Linked DNA regions of Mus musculus: region 1 is linked to region 2. The links are chromatin loops, found by intact Hi-C in ENCODE. Cell type or tissue: heart. All regions are shown on one strand. Each heading gives the region's core, and the rest is flanking DNA. Links, peaks and the distances in the headings are about the cores only. Region 1 overlaps Cygb (cytoglobin). Region 2 has its middle 15 kb from the start of Gm11728.

Region 1 (9,410 bases), core at 2,406-6,405, 410 kb after region 2:
GACCACACTGTTTATTGAACTGTCTCTGCTCCGGGCTGTGTGACTCTGTGTGGGTGGAGGGGTTCTGGGACGGGGCTAAAAGGAGTTTCATGGATGAAGACATTACCACACAGAAGCCAGGGAGCACTCGCTCTGCTGCGCCAAGCAGCACAGCCTATTTCCAGATGAACGGAAAACAAGTTCAGGCTGGCTCTCCCTGTGACATCGTAGAGTGTGTGACATCGTAGAGTGTGTGAATCGCTTCTGTCCTCAGTGGGCAAGCATATACGACGCCGGTCGCATTTTAGAGGGACAGATCCAGGCCCCTTGTGGGCCACCCAACTGGCTTGAGGTAGCACAGTGAGGTTGGAGGTAATGGGGGGTTGTGCAGCGGTGTTGGGTCTCTCAGCAGAAAGGGTCCCATCCCAAGACCCCCAAGTCACCTCTCCCGGTACCTCAGGTGTCCCATCATCCACCTTTCCCCACTGACCCCTGTAACCTGTTACCTTCATCTCCTGTCTCATCCACAGCCCACCAGCCACTCTGCCCTCTTCAGGGCCGTAAGACCCCTCCCAGCTCCCCCCTCCCTGGCAGCACTTTGGGCAGAAGGCCGACTTCTGAAGACACGCATTGACCTTCCATTTCTGGGTGCCAAGGAAGCTGGAGGAACCCCTGACTCGACTTCCCGAAAGGAGGCCTTCATCATGGCTGTGGTCCCCCCAGGCTACTGGGAGGTGGGGCTGGATCCCTGGATGCTGAATCTAGCAGAGGGGAATCCCTCTGCCTCACAGCAGGGGCACACTCTTCTTAGCTTTTTCTACTGACTGTTAGAGAGGGACCTGGCAAAGTGGCCGGTGGGAAGCGAGGACAAGCCCGTGAGTCACTTCAGAAAGGAACTATCCCTGCTTCACTCTGCCCGCCAGCATGCAGGTTCTCCTCGCCATCTCTAGAGCATCACGCACACACATCTACCATATACACAGATATATTCTATATACTATCTATATATAAATATATATAACACACACGTACATATCTATCGAGTGCGCCTGCAGGCCCAGAAGCCTAGGTCTTGCCCAGCCGTGGGAGGCCAGAAGAGTCCTGGCCATCTTTCTGGGCAGCTCTACCGGGAGCAGGGTGAAAGCTGGCAACAGCACAAGAGGAGGGGCCAGGTGGGAGAGTTGGGGTGAGTCAGCTTGCTCCTACAGCTCAGTGCCCTGCATTCCTGCCCTACCCCCACAAAACAAGAGAATCCCAGAGCTTGGGAGGCGGAGGAAGGACAATCGTTGCGTCTGAGGTCAGGTGGTCATCTACCTGGTCTCCACGGTGGTGAGTTTCAGGCTAGCTGGGGCTACACAGGAAGACCTCGGGTCAAACGGAAGAAAAAAAAAAAACATAAAGATCTGGCTCCCCTCTCCTCTCCTCCCCTCCCCTCCCCTCCCCAAGGGTTTGCCTGACTGGCTTGTCCTGGAAAGGGCAAGGATCAGGGCACACACCAAGAGTTCAGGAGATCCCAATGGGATGTTGGCCAGTGTATGTGTCCGGTATATGGGGGTGGGGGTGAGGGGCAGCCTCAGTGTGGAGCCCTAGAATGTCAGCCTCACCTGCTCACTTCAGACAGCAGCCAGGCCACAGGACGGGGGCTGTCCTCACACCCCTCAGCAGACCAGGGCCTCTCTCTCCTGCCCTCCTCTGGGGCCACCTGCTCACCCTCTCCACATAGTCTCCTTAACATTGCTGGGAACCCCGTGTGTACCCCTTGGTCACGTGTACTGTCCTGGAAGATGTCTTACTGCTGTGGCTACCGTGCCTGCGTCCCCTCTGGTCCCACCCTCGCACAGCCTTCCTGTAACTGCCTGTCTTTTGTAGTTTCTGATGTTTGTAACCAGATCCAGCTGTGTCATTAAACCAGGTCTGTTCTTCCTGTCTCTGGCCTCTGCTTGATCTTTTCCTCCTGGACCTGCCGTCACCCCTCTCTCCCCTCAGCAGTTCTAGCTAAGGGTGGTTTCATTGAAAACAGTTCCATTGAGGGAACCCCTTCCCTTGTGCTGGCTCTAGCTGCTCCTGGGTGGGGCACTCTGAGTTGGACTGTCGATTGCTCAGAGGCTAAGAAAAAAAGGGCAGAAGTTGGATTTTATAGGAGCAAGGGATGGGTCTGTCTTACTAAAACTTCAGAGAAGCTAGGACTATCTGGTTTAGAGCTTTCTTGGGAGGTTGAGGCGGGGTGGGGGTGGGGGTGGGGGTAAGTCACAAGTTTAAAGCCAGCCTGAGCCACTTAGTAAGTCCTTATCTCAAAATAAAAAATAAAGAAAGCTGAGGGTCCAGCTCAGGGCAAGAACATTGGCCTGGCCATACCCAGGCCCTAGGTTTAATCTCCAGAAATAAATAAATAAATAAATAGATAAATAAATAAATCAGTGCCTTTTGGATTTTGTCCAGGAAATCTGGCAAGGACAGGGTCAGTGTGGGATAAAGGGAGTGTTGTCAGAGCTGGGCTTGGTAGCACACATGTGTCATCTGAGCACCCACCAGACGGGGAATGGAGGATTACAAGTCAGAGGACAGCCTGGGCTACATGATAAGCCCCTGCCTCAAAAAGGGGTGGGGTGGGAGTACTGTCCAGCTGTCCATGCAGACGGGCCCTGGTCGTGTACACTAGTGACATAGCCAAAAATTAAACCTCAACCTTCTAGGCCTGCGCACAGACATTTCACTCGAGATGCTGAATAGGCCCCGATGCTTCCGGGATCAGCCCTTGGGTACAGCAGAAAAGGAGCCCTGCTGGAATTAACCTTCAACCCTAAGCTCTCAGCCCAGAAACTCTTCCCAAGCCCCGCTGAGCAAGGCCTGTCCATCCCCCCATAGCAATGGTCACAACAGCAGCATCAAGTCTCTGAGGAGAAACCAAGGAGGTCACCATAGGGAGGGGTACAGGAGAACCGGAAACCGCTTCTGCCCCTTGGGAGGGCTTCAGGCTGTCTGAGAGGACTCAGCTAACAAGGGGAAAAGTCTTGTCTCCCAGTTCCTGCACTTGAATGTAGGCCGCTCCTCTCTTCATCTCCTGGGCGCCTGGCACAGCAGAGAACTCGCTGGAAATCCAAAGAATAAATAAATAGCAGTCTTAGAAAGCAACACAAACACACGGGCCAAGAGTGAGCCGGGAACCGGAGGAGGATGCAGGGTGCTGAGAGGGCAGCGCAGGCCAGGCCTTTCCAGAGAGAGAGCATGCCAGACTGGTGGCCTCCGAGTTCACACTCAGTCGGCGGCGCTGCTGTGTGACTCTGGGCAAGAGAGCAAATCTTTCAGAGCTTCCATTTGAAAATAGGAAGCCCGGTGTGGTGATGCTCCCAACACTGGAGAGGCCGAGGAAGAAGGACTACAAAGCAAGACACAATGTTAATTCCTTTAAGCAAAAGTCGGCCTTGCAAGACAGTGGGAGGAGCATGGGGGCGGGGTGCAAGAAAGGTGTTCGGAACGGGGCGGGCTGGCCAGACTCTGAGAACCAGGAGAGCCGAGGACAAACTGAGCCGCTGAGCAGGAATCCCGTGAGAGACACTGGGAGGAGATGGAGAAGGGTGGGGGGTGTACCATGGCAACAAGAAAAGGCCGGGAGCCTCTGAGCCTCCTGATCCCTGAGGTCCAGCCAGAGCTGGTTGGTGGAGTGTCAGCAGGTCAAGATAGAGCGTCATCTCCGAAAAGGCCTCCCCACACAAGTCTTGAGAATGGCGTGGGTGGAAATCTGGAGCTATCCTGGAACCTGCTATTGAGAACTCTCCCTGATCCCTACCTTCTAGAGAGGACGTGCACCATCACCCCCCACGGACCGGGGATGCTGAAGGAATAGGGGGGGGGGGGTGCAGGCGACTCCTGGTTTTAGGCCTGTGCAGGGACGATGCCTGGGCTTTTGTCCTGTGTTCTACAAGTAGTCAGCCTTCTTAGTGAGAGGCAGAGCAACTGGGTCAGCTCCCCCTGGCGAGATCAAGCTGAGAGCCACGGGGGGTGTGGGCATCGAGCGAGCGGGGAGCATCACAAGGAGACTGCCACCTCTTCCCTGACAAAGAGGCCCCCAGTACAGCTCCACAGCGACCCCTGCTGGCACTATCCAGGAACTTCATCCAAGAAAGCATCCATCTCTAGCCCGCCAGCTTCCTGGCTCCACATTACACCATAAGGGAGGCAGCCTTACTGGGACCTGAGATGATGCAGACTCCAAGAGCTTTCCTCAAGCACAGGAATCTCAACACAATGCAATAAAAAGCAGAAGATGCAGAAAAAACAAAAACAAACAAACAAACAAACAAAAAAGGGCTGTGGTGACCCTTGCTTAGAAACGCAGGCAGATCCCTGGGGCTTGCTGACCAGCCTTGCTTAACTGATGAGCCCCAGGTCCCTGGAGGAAGACTGTGTCTCATAACAGAAGTGGGTGACTCCAGAGAGACTATATCTGAGGTTGCCCTCTGTCCTATACACAACAAAAGAAATGAGAGAAGCTGGGGAGAGGGGATGGCGAGGGTGGGGGAGAACACGGAAGCCTATGCAGCACTCGGGGAGGCTGACAAAAGGGGACCACTTTAAACGCAAAAGCAGCCTAGGCTACAGTAAGACCCTGTCTCAAAAAACCAAACAGGAAACTTTGCAGTTGGCTTTTGTCAACTTGACACAAGCTGGAGTCATCTGGGGAGAGCCTGTGGGCAAGCCTGGGTGACATTTTCATGATTAGGGATTGGTGTGGAAGGACCCCGCCCACTGTGAGCAGTGCCATCCGCCTTCAGTCCCAGCTCTTGGGAGGCAGAGGCAGGTGGATTTCTGAGTTCAAGGCCAGCCTGTTCTACAGAGTGAGCTCTAAGACAGACAGGGCTACACAGAGAGACTCTCTATCAAAACAAAACAAAGAAAAAGCAATGAGAAGAAAGCAGACTGAGTAAGCCATGAGGAGCCAGCCAGGAAGCAGCACACTCCACGACCTCTGCATCAGCTCCTGCCTCCAGGTTCCTGCCTTGACTTCCCTTTATTGAACTGTTGGTAGCTTTAATTTTTTTAAATATTTATTTTATTTATTTTATGTATATCAGTATACTTTAGCTGTACTGATGGTTGTGAGCCATCATGTGGTTGCTGGAATTTGAACTCAGGACCTTCAGAAGAACAGTCAGTGCTCTTAACTGCTGAGCCATCTCACCAGCCCTTGATTTCCGTTTATGAAGGATTGAAATAAACCCTTTCCTCCCCAGGTTGATTTGGTCATGATGTTTATCAGAGCAATAGAAAGTCAACTATGGCAGGCGGCCTCACCTTAGGGGCTGGCCAACATAAATAATCCAATGCTGTTCTCCATTGGCACGTTGCCTGTAAACAAGAGGGGATCTGCTGTGCCCCAGGCCTGCCCAGGGCAGGGAGAGTAGAAGTTCTGCTGGGCCTTAACCAAGGTGCCCAGTTTGATGCAACCAGGTCAAAGGGCAGTTTAGGAAGACAGCAACAACAGACTTCAGGCCTGCCTGTGTGGCTTTGGCTTCATGCTCTTCCAGCAGCCTGGGAAGGTGACCTGTGCCTGTTTCACCAACAGCTTCAAGGAGGCCCAGGAGCTCAGCTGGCAACACCTATGGCTGCCACCTTCAGACCTTGCCAAGAACTGAGAGTGGTGCCCAGCAACCTGGCCCATATGCTGGCCTCTCTGCCAGGGCCTCCGTACAGCTGTCCAGCAGAGCCCATATTTCTCTGTTTTCAAGGAAAGGACAGTCTAACACCTCACTCTTCCTCGGTACCCCAATCTCAGTACATCCACTCTGCCCACGTTTAGATGCCACTAAAGTGCATTTTTAGAAAGAGCAGGAGGAAGGAAGAAAGGAAGGAAAGAAGGGAGGGAGGGAGGAAGGGAAGGAGAGAGGAAGGAAGGAAGGAAGGAAGGAAGGAAGGAAGGAAGGAAGGAAGGAAGGGAGAGAGAGAGGGAGGGAGGAAGGGAGGAAGGCAGGAAGGCAGGAAGGCAGGAAGGAAGGAAAAAAGAAAAAGAAAGTGAGAGAGAGAGAGACCTGCATAAGTGTTTGTTTTCTTCTTGGAGACACAACAGCTTTGCAAAGTCATTAAGACCAACAACCAAACATGGTACCTCCTGTTGTCCATGTCCCATGCAGGGCCCGAGGAGGCCAAAAGAGGGCGCTAGATACCCTGGAACTGGAGTACAGACAGGGGTGAGTAGCGGGAACCAAACTGGTTCTTTGCAAGAACAGCAAGTGCTCTTAACCACTGAACCATTTCTCCAGTCCCAGGTGAGGGGCTTTTGTGGCCTGGAATCAAGCCCGTGGTCTCCTCAGTCACAGAGACCCTTACCTGACCGATCCCACTGGAGTCCTCATTCTTCACAGTTTGATTCTCTTCAGCCTCAGCTCTCTCCCCACCACAGGGCAACAACCCCTGACCCATCTTCTCACCAATGGAGGTGGTGCTGTTTCTCTCAGGCTGCTCTGACCTCCCTTCCAGAACCTTCCTTCACAGCCTTTCTGTGAAAGTACGTTCTTTGGGTGTTTCGAGAACAAGCCTGGCTGAGTACTGTGGTGGCCATACCTTGGGAGACTTGAGGGGATGAGCTCACCCCTCAAGACCCTTGGTCCTAATGCCTCACCTTTGACACTTGGGGCTTGCTGCTGCAAGGTCATGTGACCAGATTCCCAAACACATGGCAGAGAAGGCCGATGTTTAGACAGAGGGTTAGCAATGGAGATGGTAAGAGACAGAGACAGCACATCCAAGAACGGTTTTCTTTGTCTTTTTAATATTTATTTATTTATTTGAGACAGGATCTCACTGTGTCTTCACTGGTCCAGGTTGGTCTTCAACTTTCAGCCCTTCTCCCTCAGCCTCTGAAATGATAAGATCATACAGACCCTCCATGACATTCAGCTTTGAGATTAAATTTTGAGGCTGATTTAACATGTTTCCTGATGTGGGGTGGGGGTGGGGGTGACAGAGGAGAGCAGAGGTGACTTCGGGCTTATCATTTCCAAGGGAAATAGCCAAATAGCCATCAAGAGCGGGTCTGCGCATGAGTTCCGTGCAGTTGGATCCTTCATCCCAACACAAGCATCTCAGAGGTGCAAAGGCTGGGATTTCAGCTCAGGACCGGATGGGATCAACGAGGAGACCAGAGGAAACCATGTCCTCTTCTGGGAGGGGGGGAGGAGGGAGAAGGAGGACCAGGGAGAGGGCAGAGGCCCTGAAGCTGTGTTAGAGCTTAGCATCTACTGCTTTGCAGACAGATGGCGGGGTGGGGACCTTAAGCCCTGACAAGGCTGCCTTGGAAGAAAGCCTTCGTGGGGGTGGGGGGCAACGGTGGTGAGAGTACAGAAGAGATGAGCCCAAGAATACATGGATGGTGTCAGGGGGCAGTCTGCACCAATAAGAAGCCTTGGTCTGCACCAATGAGAGCCTTGGTCTGCACCAATGAGAGCCTTGTCAAGAAAGGGTGGAGAAGAATCAGATGGAAAGAGGGCAAGGGGCGTCCATAGGAAAACAAGAGGAGTGCCCTGCCCATGTGGGCACTGATCAAATGTGCTAAGCACTGGGATATATGTCTTACCATCTGGGGATCTAGGGAGCCCAAGATCAGGGGACCAGCATGTTTGCTGTGTGTGCAGTGGGAACACTTTCTAGTTCATGGATGCTCCTTCCCTGTGACCCTGATCCGCCTGCCTTCATCTTCCCAAGTTCTTCCATTGCAGGCGTGCACCACCATCCCGGGTTTCAGGGGCTCTTTCATAAAGGCCCCGATCTGCCCATCATGATGGCTCACACCATAATTCCTACAATTTGGTAGACTTGGGTGAGAGGATTACCACAGGTTCCAGGCCAGCTTGGGCTACCTAGTGAGTTCTAGGACAGTCTGGGCTATATAGCAAAATGCTATGCCTTAGCTAGGGTTACATTGCTGTGAAGAGACACCATGACCAAAGCAACTCTTATAAGGACAATATTTAATTGAGGCTGACTTACAAGTTCAGAGATTCAGTCCCTTATCATCATGGCAGGAAGCAAGGTAGCATCCAGGAAGGCCTGGTGCTGTAGGAGCCAAGAGTTCTCTATCTTCATCAAACAGAAGCCGGGAGCAGACTGTTTTCAGACAGCTAGGAGGAGGTTCTCAAAGCCCACCCCCACAGTGACACACTTCCTTCAACAAGGCCACACCTTCTAATAGTGCCACTCCCTGGGCCAAGCATAGTCAAACCACCACACCTTATCGTTTTTAAAAATACATTTTTTTAAATGTGCATGACTGTTTTGCCTGCAAGTGTGTCTGTATACCACATGTGTGCCTGGCACCCTAGGAGGTCAGAAGAGGGTGTCCAACACAGGTGCTGGGAACTGAACCCAGGTCCTCTACAAGAGCAACCGGTGCTCTAACCACTGGGCCATCGTCTCTCCAGTCCCATAGTCCTTTACATCCTTATGTGCAGCTTTAATAGACTTCAGCAGGATCGTCAAAGGTGCTGTACGATCAGTACAAGAAATCTAGGGGAAAAGAAACCACACAACGATCATGTCTAAGAAGCAGGCAGAATCCAGCCTGAAGCACTGGAATTGTCAAGGCCAGAACAACAGACATCACGGGTGAATCCGATGTCCCAGAAGTGACAGGTGCAGAATCCTCCCATCTTTCCCTGCCACGCCCCCCCCAACCTTTTGCATTTGCCCAGAATTGTGTTACCTACACATTCTATCAAGTCAGGCTTACATCCTACCTAATGGCTTTAGTAAGACTCTTGGGGAATCAGAAAGATGTCTCCCGGGACTGTGCAGTGAGTGGGTTTACATTCATGGGGACATTCCTTACGTACATGGGGACAATAACCATATATAGGGGCTGGGGAGATGGCTCAGTTGACAGCCACACAAGCAGGAGGACCTGAGCTGCAACCCCAGCACGCCTATAACCCCAATGCTAGATGGGGCAGGAATGTCCCCGGGGCTTGCTGGCCAGCCAGTCTAGTGGGATTAGCGTGCTCCAGGTCAAGGAAGACAGCAGGCATTGACCTCCAGCCTCAACGTGCCCTCCTATGGTGCTTTGTCTGAGGGTGTCCCTGTAAGCTTGTACATTTGAGCATTTGGTCCCAAGTTGGTGGTGCTGTTTGGGGAGGTTTTGGAGGCGTGGTCTTCTTGGAGGAAGCAGGCCAGTTCTGAGAGTCAGGAGACTCCATCATCCACGATGGATGGCCCGGGTGTCTGTGCTTTGTGCTTATGATAAAGGATATGAGAGCTCACCTCTTCCCCAGGATCTGTCATAAGTGTAAGCCCAAAGAACCCTGGTCATACAGCTAAACACACACACACACACACACACACACACACACACACACACCAAACAAGCACAGTGTGTAAGAGACTCCACAGAAGCCCAGGTGTGGTAACAAGAGGATTACCAAGATCAGCCTGGGTTGAAGCAA
Region 2 (9,410 bases), core at 1,922-5,921:
GGCAAGTGGTAGAATGTTCATCCCCCAAAGCTTCCCTCGGGACTTGGGAGAGGGAGGGAGGAAAAAAAAAAGATGTGGGGATGGAAGGGATAAAAGGTTCCTTTCTTCCTCAAATTGGAACCACACGTCAGATGAAAATAACGTGTCTTGGAGGTTTCGATAAGATAGAAGAGAAAATTGCCAGAGATGTGTTCAGGGCCGCGGCTGGCTTCTTATCTTCTCCTGCCCCTGTCAATCCAAGACAGTGTTTTCTGCTGATGAGAAAGCCCGGAAGACGGAACAAAGGCTGTCTTGGAAACACGGTCCCGCAGAACATTAGCCCGTTTTTTTAAAAAGCATTTTAATTTCATGGCTTTCACTCGAATGGTTGTTTTCTGATTCCAGAGGCAGCTGGATGGGGGGAGAAACAAAGTGTGGCTGCTAATTAGTGCTGTGTCTTGCTGGCTTTGTTCAATTGGTGCCTTTTGTTTGAGCCTAAATGCGTTTTCCAAGCCACTTGGCTGCTAGGGTGCATCGTTCTCCCAGTTCGGTGGTTCCAGAGAGCCTTGTGCAGTGACAGAGGGAGGCAGCTCCAACAGCACCTTCTGGCTTTAGGGAAAAGATGTCACTAACGGTATAAGCTAATGTGTCCGCTCCTACTCAACATGCATAGGTTGGAGTCCTGACTGCTAGGACCCTGAACTGTGTGTGACCTCATTTAGAAACAGGGGCTATAAAATAATTTTTTTTTTTTTTTTTTTTTTTTGGTTTCGAAGCAGGGTTTCTCTGTGTAGCCATGGCTGTCCTGGAATTCACTTTGTAGACCAGGCTGGCCTCGAACTCAGGAATCCGGCTGCCTCTGCCTCCCGAGTGCTGGGATTAAAGGCGTGCACCACCACGCCCGGCATAAAATAAGATTTATTTTATTTTTTTATTATGTGTGTACTCGTCGTGGGTGTGTGGACTGGGTATCCCTAGAGCTGTAGTATAGGGCTCATGAGCTGGAACTGACCTCAGATCTCCTGCATGCTCTTAATCACCTCTTCAGCCCTGGGGGCGGAGTCTCTACAGAGGTGATCAACTGAAGATGTCTTAGGGTCTCATCCCATGACTGGTGTTCTTAGCAGGAAGGCCGTAGGTCTGGGGAGGGTGGCTCAGTCAGGAAAATGCTGGCCTGAGTTCAGTCCCCAGAACCTGTGTAAAAAAGATGGCAGCTGTGTAAAAAAGATAGCGGCCCTGCACACTTCTAATCCTGACGGGAGGGGGACGTGGACCTCCAGGCTTGCTGCCAGGCAGCCTAGCCCAACTTGGAGAGTCCAGACTAGTGAGAGAGGCACACAGATGACTACACATGCGCACGAAAGAGAGGAAGTGCAGACGCAGGCACACAGGGAAAACGATCTGAAGAGACACAAGGAGAAGACAGCTACCTGCAAGCCAAGGAAAGTGGACTCAAAAAGAACTAGGCCCTGCCCAGACCCCAGCTTTGGACTTCTGGCCTCCAGAATCCTGAGAAAAATCAGTATCCATTGTTTAATCTCAATTGTGAGACTTAGCTATGATAGCCATAGGACACTGAAACAGCCACTAAAGAGCTGGTGGGCTGGAGGGAGGAGGAGGCTGCCTCAGTTTCCCCTGCTTAGCTCAGCAAGGATGAGGTGGTAGAGATAGTTACAATCCTCTACGGAGCCCTCAGCTCTCCTGTGAGAATTCTTTCCTTGGGGAACTGTAAACAATGTCTACCCCTCTTCTAAGGTCCCCACAACAAACTGAAGCATGAGTCCACCAGAGATCCCCATGGGGGAGCCATGAGTCCAGCAGAGATGTCAGGTGTCTGGGGACTGGCCCTGGGATGTGTCCTGCATGTATCAGGGACGTCACTGTCTTTCTGGGGTGGGTAATTAAGGAGCTCCGTGTGGTGATTAAAGGCACACATCCTTCAAAGGTAGGAGCAGACCAACCTTATGTGGAAGTCCCAAAGCAGATATGCTTGGCTGTGACTAAGGCTGAGGAAACCCACGTGGGGCACAGGTCAGGGCTGGAGAACACTGCAGGAGATGAGAGCTTTCACTTTGAGGGCTGGTGCCGGGGGAACCACTTTCTCAAAAGGTGCATCGCTGGTGTAGATGAGGCGGTTCTACATCATAGGTACATCAGTGGACGGAGAGAACCAACTCCTGCAAGGTATCCTACACACACACACACACACACAGACACACACACGCATGCACACATCCCACTAAATAAGTGTTAAAAAAAACATAAACAAGATATGTCCGGTTCTAACCCCTGATTCCTGAGAGTGGGACCTTATTTGGAGAAGATGGAGTCATTTGCAGGTGGAGTCAAGCTAAGGGGAGGGTCTCAGGGTTTCTACTGCTGTGATAAAACACCATGATCAAAGCAACTTGGGGAAGAAGGGGTTATGTTGGCTTATACATCCACATTATTATTCATCACTGAAGGAAGCCAGGACAGGAACTCAGAGAGGGCAGGAACCTGGAGGCAGGAGCTGATGCAGAGGCCATGGAGGGAGCTGCTTACTGGCTTGTTCATGGTGGCTTTCTCAGCTTGCTTTCTTATAGAACCCAGGGCCACCAGCTCAGGGATGGCAACACCCACACTGGGCTGGAACTTCCCCCATCAATCACTAATTAATAAAATGCCTTACAGCTGGATCTTATGGGGGCATTTTCTCAATTAAGGTCCCCTCCTCTCAGATGACTCTAGCTTGTGTCAAGCTGACATAAAACTAGCCAGGACAGGAGGTCATGTTGGAGTGGGTGGGGCCCAATCAGATGTCACAGTATCCTTAGAGAAGAAGCAGACACTTGGGGATGTACAAGAGGTAACAGATGGGACTAACGCTTCTACAAGGAGACAACCTGCACTGGAAGCTCAGAACGCCCATCACAGCCTCCAGATGGCGCCACCCTGCTGGCACTTGGAATTTGGACTTCTGGTCCCCAGAACGATGAGACAATACATTCTGCTGCTCTAAGCTGTTCTGTTACTACCTTCTGGTAAGACAGCGAGCACCAGGAGACAAACTCACACAAGCCAGGCCTTTGCATTCATGGAGACCAGGCAGGTCTGGCTTTGTGCAGGGGTGCTGGAATCAAACTCAGGTCGCCAAGTTTGGGTAGCGAGTATTTTATGGACTAAGCCATTTCCCCGGGTTTTTGATTAATATTTCTGACTGAACGGCTGCATGAACTGTCTGATTAGCTCCCTGCCTCCCAAATTCACCCCCCCCCCCAACACACTGGGAACAGAGAGGTTATGTCCTTTCCTGGGGTGTGTTCAATACTAAAGCCACTCTAGACTTGGCACTGTGGGCATGAGTGCGGAGTGGGTTAAAGCGGGCTCAGCGAGGAGACAGAGCCCCCGGCGCCCTGCCCAGAGGGCCTGGGCTGTGAAGGCCGAGCCAGTTGCACTGTTAGGCTTGCACACTGATTTCTGTGCCTTGAATCCTAGTAGAGGCGGCTTTGTCCCAGGAACCTCTGTTCTAAATCCTCCTCCCTGCAGGGAACCTTACAGCCACTAGATGGCAGTAAAGACCGAAGTTAAAGCGGTCCTAGTTTTGAAAGGGCAGTGAGTACCATTATGGTTGGAGGAAGACCCAGAAAACCCCAGGGGTGATGGTGGTGTCATCTTTGGGGGAGGAAGACTAGGATGCTAAGGTTAGTACGCTCTCAGGGACCTAGACAGAGGGACCACAGAGTCTATGCAGTCAGGATGGCTGGGAGCTTGACTGGAGATAGGAAATCTTAGTGTATCGTAACCGGCTCTGGCCGATAGAGAGAGGACAGCTCAGAGTATGAAACCCTCCAAGTTCAAGTCCCGGTGCACAAAAAAGGGGAAGAGAGTTTCTTGAAGGGACAAGGGTTCATCTACATTCAAATTTCATTTCTGTTGCTGGGCTAAAATTTAGGAGAGAAAGGGGGCTGTATTAGCTTGTGATTCCAGGTTACAGTGTACCCTTCAATGGAAGTCAAGGAGGCAGGAGCTTCAGTTGGTCACAGCATATCCTCAGATAAGAGCAGAGAGAAACAAACACACATCTGCACACTTGCTTGCTTGTGCTCAGCCTGATTTCTCCACTTTTATACAGTTTGGGACCCTTGCCTAGGGAATGATGCTGCTCACAGTGGGCTGGGTCTCCTACATCTGTTAACTTAATTAAGACACACACACCCCTGCATGCTCACAGGCAGCCTGGTGTCAAGCTGACAGTTAAAGCTCACTATTACAACTCACCATTTTGATAAGGCAGCTTTCCAGAGCCCCAAGCATTTTACAAGAGAGGGAGGTGGGGAGTGGTTACCTAGCTAGGGGCACTGGACATTGAGTCAGGGTGGGGGAGGGGGGAGGGGTGGCAGGAGGAGGGATGACAGCAGCAGGTCACCATGGGACCTCTGGGGCTCTGGGAGGTGTGCTTGTTCCATAGGGTGGAAGTCGGTGAGTCCTTTCTTGCTTTCTCCCTTTTTCTTGTTTATGTCTCTTCTGTGTGTGTGTGAGGGGTGGGGACGGGAGAGTTGCAGGAGTGTGGTGTGGCTGGATGGGGGTGCAGTAAGTCAGTCTGCCTGGTCTCCGATACAGTATCCTTTACTCAGGAACCCTCCAGACTTGTTAACCTAGATTTTGTTACATTGGGAGAATCCTCAATTACTATAGACTCACAAGCCTTCCTTGAGACAAGATCAACTCCATCGCTGGGGAGATGGCTCAGGGGGTAAGAGAACTGACTGCTTTTCCGAAGGTCCTGAGTTCAAATCCCAGCAACCACATGGTGGCTCACAATCACCCATAATGAGATCTGACACCCTCTTCTGGTGTTTCTGAAGACAGCTACAGTGTACTTATGTATAGAATAAATAATAAATAAATCTTTTTTTAAAAAAGTGAGACTCGCCGGGTGTGGTGGTGCACGCCTTTAATCCCAGCACTCGGGAGGCAGAGGCAGGCGGATTTCTGAGTTCGAGGCCAGCCTGGTCTACAAAGTGAGTTCCAGGATAGCCAGAGCTATACAGAGAAACCCTGTCTCGAAAAAAACAAAACAAAACAAAAAAAAAAACAACAACAACAAAAAAAAGTGAGACACTTTGGGGGCTTTGGGAGCCGACAATGAGACAAAGCCGAAGGGGATGGTTAGAGAAGCCTTTGACGACAAATCCTTAACTGAGCAATATGGCAGAGCTATCAAGTGCGTGTGAGGGGCAGACACTCTCATGCACCTGTGTGCAGTTCCGGTCTCACGGCAACCCCTGAGACAGGAAGCAAAAGGAAGAGAAACTGAGATTCAGAAACTAAAATGGAGTATGGGAGTATTATAAGTTAGGCCCGGGGTCAGGGCTCAGAGCAGGTCCTGAGGCCACTGAGGATTAGAAAGATGCTCAGAAAATGTCCAGAATCTCAGTGTGACAACAAGAGATGGTGACATGAGGGTCTGGAGAGGTGGCCCTGCAGGGGGACAGTATGCTGCTCTTGCAGAGGACTGGAGTTCAATTCCAGCACCCAGCAGCTCACAGCAGCCTGTAACTTTGGAAGGCGCCGTGCTCTAAGTTCCCACCAGACCAACAATGGTGACTGCTCTATAAACTCCCAGAAGACGAGTTGTCACTGTGACTGACAGCATACCTCCTCCTACAGATGTCCCTACCCCAATCTGGGGACTTGCATTAAGTTAGCTACAGGGTCTGCAGTCTGGGACTCAGAGAGCTGATTCCTTCTGTGTGGCTCTTGGATTGCTTGTCTGCTGGAAGTACTTTGCTTATTCAGAGCCTTGGGTCACCCTGGGTAGCTCCTCTCCTGTGGCGAGGGCCTTGGGTCACACGGAGCTGGCTTGACCTCCAGAGGTCTGGAAGTGGTGGTGGGCTACGCTCTGAATAGCACATGTTGGATGAGCTCCCTGCTGTCTTCCTTGTGTGTGTGTCAACAAATATGTGATGGGCACTGGGTCATACTCCTGTCAGAGGGGACAGTGGCGATGCCTTGACTGCCATCTGGAGACAGCCCCAGGGTTTCTTCCTTTGACTGTTGATCCAACAGAAACATCTGGCTCTGAGGTTGTCAGGCATGCAATGCACACACACATGTGCAGGCAAGCATCATATACATAAACAAACAAACAAACCTGAGCGAGGGTGGCAGCTAGGTACAGGGACACCTATCACCCTAGCACTTGTGAGGCCAAAGCAGAGGGCTCCTAAGCTCAGAGTAGACTCAGGGGACCCATGAGATACTATCTCAAACCAAAGGAAAACAAGCTTAGGGGCTTTGGGGGACTCTTGAATGTTGCTTATGGCAAAGGGAGTGTAGGGTGTTATAAAGATTGGAGACCTTTGGGCTGGCAAGATGGCTCAGTGGTTAAGGGCGCCAACTGCTCTATAGAAGGTCCCGAGTTCAAATCCCAGCAACCACATGGTGGCTCACAACCATCCCTAACGAAATCTGATGCCCTCTTCTGGAGTATCTGAGGACAGCTATAGTGTACTTACATATAATAAATAAATAAATCTTTAAAGAAAAAGATTGGAGACCTTTATGTAGGAGGCCTTTTAGGTCAGTCGTCTAATCACACAAGCCAGTCCTGAAAGTGGAGGACTTTGGACCTGGAGAGATGGGTCAGTGGTTAAGAGCAATCTCTGCTCTTGTAGAGCACCCAGATTTAGTTCCCAGCACCCACATGGCAGCTCCAGGGGATTCAATGTTCCCCCCCTTTGGCCTCTACAGGTTCTACACACACACACACACACACACACACACACACACACATACACACACACGCTGATAAATACCCAAATGTAAACATAGAAGTAAATTAATAATCTTTTAAGTAGAGAATGTTTCCAGAGCAGAATCTGAAGAGGGAAGCAGAGACTCTGTGACAGGAACTCCGCTTGTTACTGCCACAGGCGGCCCAAGATTGGTCTGTGAGGAGCTAGGGGGGTGCTCAGGGACGGATCCCCAGCTCACAGCTGGTGCAAAGAGCGGTCTCAGCTCTCTGACTTCAAGAGCTGCATGTGGTGATAACGGAAGACATGGGAAATGGGTTGTTTCCAGCACTTACCAATGAGAGCCCAGCCTGGCCACCACTTTGATTTTGACCTTGTAAAATAACAGGGATGGGAGAAGGGCAACAGCCTGGACTTCTGACCTGTGACAGACACATCGGTGTTGCCTTAAGTTGTACAGGTAACTTGTCAGAGCACCTGAGGGAATCTTTTCAAACACAGGCGCTTTCCATTCTGTGTCCCAGACAAAGGAGGACTGAGGGTCAAAGAGGTTCTGTGCATGTGTGTGTGTGGGTGTTGTATATCTGTTTTGGTGTGCACGTATGCATATGCACATGTGTGGGAAGCCACATGTGCCGTTGCAGAGTGGCACTGACTACTGCTGGCCACCACGCATAAGTTTGGACAAACAACCAATGTGTACATATGCAGTAAAGTTTTTTGCAAAGACACTGCCTGGCCTGGGCATGATAATGAGGCTTTGAGAGTATAACCAATCAGATGTGAGACATGCAAATGAGGTATGATAATGAGGCTCTGTGAGGTACAGAGAGTAGCCAATCAGATGTGAGACATGCAAATGAGGTATGATAATGAGGCTCTGTGAGGTACAGAGAGAGAGAGAGAGTAGCCAATCAGATGAGGAACATGCAAATGAGGCTTAGTGCATAACCAATCCGGGTGTGAGACACGCCTCTCCTAGGCCTATAAAAGCAGCACCAGTTCTGGGCTCGGGGTCTTTTCACCTCTACAATCAAGCTCTCCCAATAAACGTGTGCAGAAGGATCCTGTTGCAGCGTCGTTCTTCCTGGCCAGTCGAGCGCGCGCAAGACACATGTGGATGCATAAATGTGGGTGTATATTTGTATGTGGAGGTCAGAGGTTGGAGGTCAGAGGTTGTCTTAGTTTTTTTATATTTGTTTATTTTATGTATATGAATACACTGTTACTCTCTTCAGACACACCAGAAGAGGGCATCGGATCCCATTACAGATGGTTGTGAGCCACCATGTGCTTGATGGGAATTGAACTCAGGACCTCTGGAAGAGCAGTCAGTGCTCTTAACCACTGAACCATCGCTCCAGCCCAGAGGTTGTCTTAGTTAGGGTTTATTTCTTTATCTTTTTTTTTTTCCTGAGCAGGGGTTCACTGTGTAGCCCTGGCTGTCCTGGAACTCACTCTGCAGACCAGGCTGGCCTCCAACTCAGAGATCTGCCTGCCTCTGCCTCTCAAGTGCTGTGATTAAAGGCGTGCGTCACTATGCATGGCTTGTTAGGGTTACCATGGCTGTGATAAAACACCATGACCAAGAAGCAACTTGGGAGGAGAGGGCTTATTTGGTTTACACGTCCACATCACTGTTCATTGTGAAATGAAGTCAGGACAGGAACTCAGACAGGGCAGAAACCTGGAGGCAGGGGCCATGGAGGGGTGCTGCTTCCTGGCTTGCTTCCCATGGCTTGCTCAGCCCTGGGATGGGCCCTCCCCCATTGCTCACTAACTAAGGATGTGCCTTACAGCTGGATCTTATGGTGGCCTTTTCTCAACTGAGGCTCCATCCTTTTAGATAATTCTAGCTTGTGTCAAGTTGGCACAGACGAGCCAGCATGGAGGTCAGAGCTTATAATGCTTCCCATGTAGTTATTTTTAAATATCTATTTTTATTTTGTGTGCAGTAGTGTTTTGCCTGTCTGTGTGAGGGTGTCAGAGCTTGGAGCTACAGACAGTTGTGAGTTGCCATGTGGGTGCTAGGATTTAAACCTGGGTCCTCTGGAAGAGCAGTCAGTGCTCTCAACTGCTGAAGCATCTCTCTAGCCGTCATCATCATCACCACCACCATCTCCATCATCATCATCGTTGTTGTCGTTGTCTCATTTTGTAACTCTGGCTGTCCTCACTGGAACTAACTCTGTAGACCAGGCTAGCGTCAAACTCACAGAGATTCTCCTGCCTCTACCTCCAAGTGCTGCGATTAAGAGCTTGAGCCACCACACCCAGTTCCAGAGAATCTCTCACTGAACATGAAACTCACTCATTCAGCTGGATTGGCTGGCTAATGCTCTCCTGGGATCTACCTGTCCCTCCCCCGAGCTGGAGTGACTGATGTGTGCTGCCAAGCTTAGCTCTCCTGTGTGTGCTGGGATCTGAACTTACATAGCAAGCAGTTTTACCCGAGGAGCCTCTTCCCCGCCATTTTGCTGGCTCATGAGTGTTCTCCTGAGATCACACAGGCCCTGAGTGCCAGGGACAGAATGGACCATGAGGAGGTGTGGGCTCAGGGCAGCGCTGGTCCTGGCCTTGGGTTCACCCATGCCACCTCTCCATGTATGATCCTCATGGCTCGTCTCTCATCCCTGAGAGATGGCGTCTATGCTTTTCAGACCTTTTCTGACAATTGTACAGGATCCAGTGCCT

The links. A loop is a pair of places that touch in the nucleus more often than their neighbours do. Peaks named below come from ENCODE experiments on the same cell type or tissue, not always from the same donor. Only the 100,000 strongest peaks of a DNase experiment are listed, where the experiment ranks them.
Region 1: it touches region 2 in a loop (7-fold over the local background); 17 of 42 quality-filtered maps call a loop at or near these places.

Annotation. Positions count from the first base shown.
Region 1 is chr11:116,638,092-116,647,501 of GRCm38, reverse strand. It overlaps Cygb (cytoglobin), which reads left to right. Exons shown (of 4, transcript NM_030206.4): 4 at 510-1,907. The coding sequence ends at 543. Among named protein-coding and RNA genes, the nearest start is that of Cygb, 12 kb to the left of the region's middle. In heart, for the core only: CTCF peaks have their summits at 4,077 (motif pointing left) and 6,129 (motif pointing right); DNase peaks (open chromatin) are centred at 2,761, 3,541, 4,011, 6,151 and 2 weaker places; H3K4me3 peaks cover 1,019 bases; H3K27ac peaks cover 1,549 bases.
Region 2 is chr11:117,051,185-117,060,594 of GRCm38, reverse strand. No RefSeq gene overlaps it. Among named protein-coding and RNA genes, the nearest start is that of Gm11728, 15 kb to the right of the region's middle. In heart, for the core only: CTCF peaks have their summits at 2,891 (motif pointing right) and 3,518 (motif pointing right); a DNase peak (open chromatin) is centred at 3,521; H3K27ac peaks cover 214 bases.